2 separate regions of the Homo sapiens genome follow, and region 1 is linked to region 2. Evidence: read pairs that join two places in POLR2A ChIA-PET (ENCODE). Cell type or tissue: A673. All regions are shown on one strand. Region 1 has its middle 4.1 kb from the start of GGA2. Region 2 has its middle 35 kb from the start of RBBP6.

Evidence for each region. Peaks named below come from ENCODE experiments on the same cell type or tissue, not always from the same donor. Only the 100,000 strongest peaks of a DNase experiment are listed, where the experiment ranks them.
Region 1: POLR2A ChIA-PET joins it to region 2 with 6 read pairs; 2 of 35 experiments call an interaction of 5 or more read pairs at or near these places.

The regions. Positions count from the first base shown.
Region 1 is chr16:23,512,632-23,516,631 of GRCh38, reverse strand. It overlaps a transcript of GGA2 not described here. Among named protein-coding and RNA genes, the nearest start is that of GGA2, 4.1 kb to the right of the region's middle. In A673, no CTCF peak of the experiment used is centred here; no DNase peak of the experiment used is centred here.
Region 2 is chr16:24,502,497-24,506,496 of GRCh38, reverse strand. No RefSeq gene overlaps it. Among named protein-coding and RNA genes, the nearest start is that of RBBP6, 35 kb to the left of the region's middle. In A673, a CTCF peak has its summit at 1,557 (motif pointing right); a DNase peak (open chromatin) is centred at 1,576; H3K27ac peaks cover 923 bases.

The sequences.
Region 1 (4,000 bases), 990 kb after region 2:
AAGGAGGGAGGTGCAGAGCCAGTGAAATGTTTTAGGCAGGGAAATGACATGAGCAGATTGTGGTTTTTGAAAGGTCACTCTGGCAACTATGCCAAGGAGAGACTTAAGCAGGAGCAGATGGAAGGAAGGAGCCCCAGTAGGAGAAGATTGGAAAATGAGGCACAGAAAAGGGCTATTTTCACGATAAAGCCATGTTCTCTCATCACAGCCTCTAAGGGCCTAGGTTAGGGTTCTCCAGAGAAACAGACCCAACAGGATATATATCTAGGAAGAGAGATTTATTATTAGATAGTGCCTCACCAAATTATAGAAGCTGAAAAGGCCGAGTGTGGTGGCTCATGCCTGTAATCCCAGCACTTTGGGAAGCCGAGGCAAGAGGATTGCTTGAACCCAGGAGTTCGAGACCAGTCTGGGCAACATAGTAAGACCCCATCTTTACAAAAAATAGAAAAAAAAATTGGCCGGGCATGGTGGCGTGTGCCTGTAGTCCCACCTATTAGGGAGGCTGAGGCGGGAGGATCACTTGAGCCCAGGCAGTTGAGGCTGCAGTGGGCTGTGATTGTACCACTGCTCTCCAGCCTGGGCAACAGAGCAAGACCCTGTCTCAAAAAAAAAAAAAATAGGTCAGAGGTGATGGCTTATGCCTGTAATTGTAATCCCAGCACTGTGGGAGGCTGAGGTGGAAGGATACTTGAACCCAGGAGTTGGAGGCTGCAAGTGACCTATGATTGTGCCACTGCACTCCAGCCTGGGCAACAGAGCTAGACTCTGTCTGTAGAAAAAATAAAAATTGATAGATAAGCTGAAAAGTCATCTGATCTGCTTGTGTAAGCTGGAGACCCAGGAAAGCCAGTGGTGTAGTTGAAGGGCCTGAAAGCTGGAGAGCCAGTAGTGTAGATTCCAATCCAAACCTGAATGCCTGAAATCCAGGAGTACCAAGGACAGAAGATTGGTATTTCAGCTTAAGCTGTGTGTTAGTCTGTCATTGTGTTGCTGTAAAGAAATATCGGAGGCTGGGTAATTTATTTTTAATTTTAATTTTTTTTTTTTTTTTTTTTGCAGGCTGGAGTGCAGTGGTGCAATCTCAGCTCACTGAAGCCTCCACCTCCTGGGTTCACACGATTCTCCGGTCTCAGCCTCCTGAGTAGCTGGGATTACAGGCACACACCACCATGCCCAGCTAATTTTTGTATTTTTAGTAGAGAAGGGGTTTTGTCATGTTGGCCAGGCTGATCTTGAACTCCTGACCTCATATAATCCATCTGCCTTGGCCTCCCAAAGTGCTGGGATTACAGGCGTGAGCCACCATGCCTGGCCTTTTAATATTTTTTGGTTTTGTAGAGATGGTTGTCATTATGTTGCCCAGGCTGATCTTGAACCCCTGGGCTCAAGCAATCTTCCTATCTGAGCCTCCCAAGTAGCTGAGACTACAGGGACTTGCACCACCACACCCAGCTGATACATATTTATATATATATATATTATCTCTTTTAGATTAAGGAAAAAAAAAACCCCATGAAATAGGCACTTATCTTATTTCTTAGATGAAAACAACATAGTTCTAATCACAATGCCTGCACACCCAACCACTACATTAAACTCCTCAACCACTTCCTACCCACTTAGCCTTTATCCTTTCTGTTGTGGTCTCCAGACCATCAGCATCAATGTCAGATGGAGATCTATTACAAAGACAAATTCTGGGGCCTCATTCCAGACGTACTAGATCTGAAACTGTGTGGCGGGGCCCTGCAATTTGCAACAAACCTGATTCTGACACATGCTAGTTTGAAAACCATTGATCTAGATGTTGTGGGACATCTATACCTTACATCTTTCCTCACCTCTCCAAAGGGTCATGGCCAACACTCCTATAACAAAAAGACGGGTTAAGACCAGGTATGGTGGCTTATGCCTGTAGTCCCAGCACTTTGGGAGGATTGCTTGAGCCCAGGAGTTTGAGACCAGCCTGGGCAACATGGTGAGACCTTATCTCTACAAAACTAAATAAATTAGCTGGGAGCGGTGGTGTGTGTGCCTGTTATCCCAGCTACTCTCTGAGGACTGAGGTTGCGAAGATCATTTGAGCCTGGGAGGTCAAGGCTGCAGTGAGCTCTGGTGGTGCCACGGAACTCCAGCCTGGTTGACAGAGCAAGACCCTGTCTCAAAAAAAAAAGGCTAACAAGAGAAAAGCATAACAGATTTATTTAATTAAAGTTTTACAGGCCGGGCACAGTGGCTTACTCTTGTAATCCCAGCATTTTGGAAGGCTGAGGTGGGCGGATCATTTGAGGTCAGCAGTTCAAGACCAGCTTGGCCAACATGGTGAAATCCCGTGTCTACAAAAAAATTCCAAAATTAGCCAGGCATGGTGGCGGGGTGCCTGTATTCCCAGCTACTCGGGAGACTGAGGCAAGAGAATCAATTGAACCTGGGAGGCAGAGGTTGCAGTGAGCCAAGATCGAGCCACTGCACTCCAGCCTGGGCGACAGGACTTCATCAAAAAAAGTTTCATCAAAAAAAAAAAAGTTTTATGTTGACATGGGAGCTTTCAGAAATAAAGACCGAGGGAAGGCTGTCTACTTTTATATTTAGGTTTGATGACCAACAGCCAGGTAGAAATAGGATTGAACAAAATGGTATGAGTGATCTATTAGACTTAGGTGGGGGGATCCAGCAAGGCCTGTCCAAATTCTTCTTGGCTTACCTGTATATCACTCCTTCTTCCTAGGTATAGGGCAGGAATAAGGGGGCATGACCACCTGTTATCAGACAAAGTAGCTCAGATAATTGCTTTTTTTTTCTTTTCTTTTCTTTTCTTTTTTTCTTTCTTTTTTTTTTTTTTTTTGAGACAGAGTCTCATTCCGTGCCCAGGCTGGAGTGCAGTGGTGTGATCTCGGCTCACTGCAACCTCCGCCTCCCAGGCTCAAGTGGTCCTCCTGCCTCAGCCTCCTGAGTAGCTGGGACTACAAGTACACACCAGCACACCCAGCTAATTTTTGTATTTTTTTGTAGACACGCGGTTTCACCATGTTGCCCAGGCTAGTCTTGAACACCTGGACCCAAGTGATCTGCACGCCTCAGCCTCCCAAAGTGCTGGGATTACAGGTGTGAGCCACCATGCCCGACTGAGAATTTCTTTATGGCCAACTCTTAAGCAGAAATAAAGGAAGGCTGGAGTAATATGTCTAGGTTTTGTGGCTGGCTTTAGGGGAGAGGGGTTTGAGTTTCCCTGACCCATCTTGGGAAAGAGGAATTGAGTTTCTGTGGCTTGCCTTGGGAGAAGAAAGACGGGCAGGAGGTCAGAGAACCTTTGCTCTGAGGCTGCTTCTGAGGGTTTCCACTGTCTTTGAGTTCAAAGTACTCGCTATGCCAAAACACCATGCTCTGGGATATGGTTTTCTGAGCTCCAACAATGTAAAAATGTTAAAGGATTGCAGGTGCTTAAAATAAGTAAAGTTTCAGGAGTTGAAGGATGGTCCTTGGCAAACTGTAGAGCTCATGCCCCCTGTAGCATGTGGAGACTCTAGTCACGTCCAGGTTTTGTTGAAATGTGGAAAGCCGGGTCCAGTGTTGCCAGATGTTCAGAATCTTCAAGAGATAAATATGTATTAAAGATTTTATTTAGGCCAGGTGCAGTGGTTCACGCCTGTAATTCCGACACTTTGGGAGGCCGAGGTGGGCGGATCACCTGAGGTTAGGAGTTCGAGAGCAGCCTGGCCAACCTGGTGAAACGCTGTCTCTACTAAAGATACCAAAATTAGCCGGGTGTGGTGGTGGGCGCCTGTATTCCCAGCTGCTCAGGAGGCTGAGGCAGGGGAATCACTTGAACCCAGGAGGCAGAGGTTGCAGTGAACTGAGATTGCACCATTGCACTCCAGCCTGGGCAACAGAGCGAGACTCAAAAAAAAAAAAAAAAAAAAAAAAAAAAGATTTTCTTTAACTCCTTAATGAGGAAACTGGTGAGATGTTCAAACCAGTCCAAAGAATGGACATCATG
Region 2 (4,000 bases):
AGATTGCGTGGTGATTTGTGCCTATAGTTCCAGCTACGTGAGAGGCTGAGACAGGAGGATTGGTTGAGGCCAAGAGTCTGAGGCTGCAGTGAGCTATGATTGTGCCACTGCACTCTAGTCTCGGCAACAGAGCAAGATCCCGTCCTTAAGATAAAAATTAAGGGAAAAGAAAAGAGGGCTCAGTGACTCATGCCTGTGATCCTAGCACTTTGGAAGGCCAAGATGGGAGGGTTGTTTGAGCCCAGGAGTTCAAGATCAGCCTGGGCAACACAGTGAAACCCCATCTTTACAAAACATTTTTAAAAAATGAAAAATAAAAAAAATTAGCCAGGCGTGGTGTGCGCCTATAGTCTCAACTTCTTGGAAGGCTGAGGTGGGTGGATTGCTTGAGCCTGGGAGATTGAGGCTGCAGTGAGTCATAATCGTGCCACTGCACTCCAGCTTGGGTGACAGAGCAAGACCTTGTCTCATTAAAAAAAAAAAAAAAAGAAAAGAAAAGGGAAAAAAAGGTGAAATTTGGAGTCAGGCAGAACTGGACTCAGGCTCTGGATCTGTGGATAGAGTAAAAGAAAATTAAGCCCTAGTATCCCCATCTTTGCTGAATTTCTAGTCCAGGTAAGAAGACCAGGCCAGGTGCAGTGGCTCACAACTGTAATCCCAGTACTTTGGGACACCTGAGGCAGGTGGATCACTTGAGGTCAGGAGATTGAGACCAGCCTGGCCAACATGGTGAAATCCCGTCTAATAAAAATTAGCCAGGCATGGTGGTGGGTGCCTGTAGTCTCAGCTACTTGGGAGGCTGAGGCACGAGAATCGCTTGAACCCAGGAGACAGAGGTTGCAGTGAGCTGAGATCACACCACAGCACTCCAGCTTGGGTGACACAGCAAGAGTCTGTCTCAAAAAAACCAAAAACACAAACAAAAAAACAACAACAAGCAAATAAACCAAAAACTAGCCACCCAGAAAATCAGCTGGCATTCCTAGTGTCATAGCAAAAAGATCATTTGCCTGGGCAACGGGGACCTCAGTTCTGGTAGCAACTGATTAATCTCCAAGCCTTTTGCGGGCAGGGTAGGGATCTTGTGTGTTTTGCTTTCCATTTATTTCCAGTGTCCAGCACTATGCTGAAGACTGAGTGATAAATTAGCATTGAATGAAGGACGGAGTATGACTTTGGGCTAGGCTGTTGAGCACTGCAGCTTCTAGGTGTAAGAAGTGGGTGTAATAACCTTTGTCACAGGATGTGTGTGTTGTTTCAATGATGTAAGGGAAGGGCTTTATCCACTGGGTCACCTGTCTGGATGCAACGTGATGGTTTTCTCCAGCCAGGCGCTGTGCCTTGTGGATAAACAAGAAGGCTCTGAGGCCAGACAGGCTTGGGAGACCCCAACCCTGCCACTTACAATCTGTGTGGACTTCAATGAGGTGCTTAAATTCAACATCTAGTAAGCTGTCAATAACAGCTACTCAATAAAGCGTCCTGCCAGGGCGGGGACTTCGCTTTGCCACATTTGAGCATCTCCCGCCAGCTTTGTACTGTTTTCTGTTTGCCCACTAGAGGTCAGGCTAACCCCAAAGTTCAAAGCTCCTAAACCCAGCCCAAAACACCATTTCTAAAGTGTCCAGGCAGGGCGCGGTGGCTCACGCCTGTAATCTCTGCACTTTGGGAAGCTGAGGCGGGAAGATCACTGGAGCCCAGGAGTTCCAGACCAGCCTGAGCAACAAAGTGAGAGCTCCAAAATACGAAAAAATTAGCCAGCAGTTGTGACGAGGGCCTATTGTCCCAGCTATTTGGGAGGCTAAGCTGGGAGGATTGCTTGAGCCCTGGAGGTTTAGGCTGGCTGCAGTGAGCTATGATTGTGCTGTTTCACTCCAGCCTGGGAAACAGAGCGAGACCCAGCCTGAAAAAAGTGTCGGGAGGGGAAGATGACTTAACCTGTGAAACCGCGCTGGTCATACAAACACATTTTCCAAGGTTGCTCTCTGTCCTTCTCAACCAACCCTCGGATTTTATCACTAGACTAAGAGAATGGAGATTTGTATGGAGGGCAAATTTATTGAGTTACTTCTGAGAAATCATCAGGGAACAAAGGACACAAAAGAAAGCGAAAGCTGGAGGTAATAATAACAATTTCCGAGTATTGACGATGTATTGGGAACTTAAATAATTTTACACTTATTAACTGATTTCATGATTGTAACACTCTATGGGGTAGGTATAGTTTCATGTTACAGATGAAAAGCCGGCACGGAGATGTAGCACTGGGCTCTTAATCACAGTGTGATGCTGAGATTGGCAAGAGCCTGACTGCCATTAGGAACCAGCTGATATATTTCAGGCCTGGGATCTATGAAATACAAAAGGCTTTGAGCATTTCCCAGGTGCAGATATTTTTGTTGTTGTTGTTTGTTGTTTTGAGATGGAGTCTTGCTCTGTTGCCCAGGCTGGAGTGCAGTGGGGTGCTCTTGACTCACTGTAACCTCCACCTCCTGGGTTCAGGTGATTCTCCTGCCTCAGCCTCCTTAGTAGCTAGGACTGTAGGTAGGTGCAACCATGCCCGGCTAATTTTTGTGTTTTTAGTAGAGACAAGATTTTGCCACGTTGGACACACTGGTCTTGAAGTCCTGCCCTCAGGTGATCTGCCTGCCTCGGCCTCCCAAAGTGCTGAGATTACAGGTGTGAGCCACCGTGCCCGGCCCCCAGGTGCGGATGTTTTTGGTCTTTGAGACACATCTTTTGGGTTCGTTGAACCAGGGAGAAAACTCTCCACCTCCCTCCTTCATTTATCTCTGTCTGTGGCTCTTTGGGGGTCACACAGACATGGGTTCAAATCTTGGCACTGCTGTTTGCCAGCCGTGTGGCCTGGGTAAGTATGTACTTTGCTGAGCCTCAGTTTCTTCTACTGTAAAATGTAGAATTTTTCTCACAGGCCACTCTCCAATCTCTCTGACTCCTCTTCTGTCTCCTCTGGAATGTGAGTTCCTGGAGGAAAGTTTCCTTCTTGGCCAGGCATAGTGGCTCACGCCTGTCATCCTATCACTTTGGGAGGCTGAGGTGGAGGATCACTTGAGCCCAGGAGTTCGAGACCAGCCTGGGCAACATAGTGAAGCCCTGTATCTGCAAAAATTAAAAAATTAGCCATATGAGGTGGCATGCATGTGTAGTCCCAGCTACTCAGGAGGCTGAGGCAGGAGGCTGACTGAGCCCAGGAGTTTAAGCCTGCAGTAAGTTATGATTGTATCGCTGCACTCCAGCCTGGGAGACTCTGTCTGGAAAGAAAAAGAAAGAAGGAAGGAAGGAAGGAAGGAAGGAAAGAAAGGAGGGAGGGAGGGAGGGAGGGAGGGAAGGAGGGAAGGAAGGAAGGAAGGAATTTCTAATGTCCAGAACAGCCTGGCATATGTTAGATGCTTAAGAAATAAATGCTGATGGCTGCCTGATGCTTCCCACTGAATGTCCCTTAAAGTGTAAGTCTATATTCCCATTGAAAGTGCAGAACTTCAATCATTTGCTAATGACTGTCAAGCAGCCATTCATTCATGGATGCATGCGTTCATTGCTGAACACTTGTGCATTAGAGGCTGGGCATGGTGACTCACACCTGTTATCCCAGCAGTTTGGGAGGCTGAAGCAGGCTGATCATTTGAGGTCAGGAGTTCCAGACCAGCCTGGCCAACATGGCAAAACCCCGTCTCTACTAAAAATACAAAAATTAGCTGGGCATGCTGGTGCATGCCTGTAATCCCAGCTACTTGGGAGGCTGAGGTAGGAGATTCACTTGAACCTGGGAGGTGGAGGTTGCAGTAAGCTGAGATTGCACCACTGTACTCTAGCCTGGGTGACAGAGCTAAACTCCGTCTCAAAAAAAAAAAAAAAAAAAAAAGTAGGAGCCTGCTCTCAAGAACTTCAAGTCCAGCATGAGACAAGCTGGCCATTATGGAGTTCCAGCCTCAACAGTCCCACCCTTGGCTGGCCCCACCATCCATGTGCGTTTTCTGTG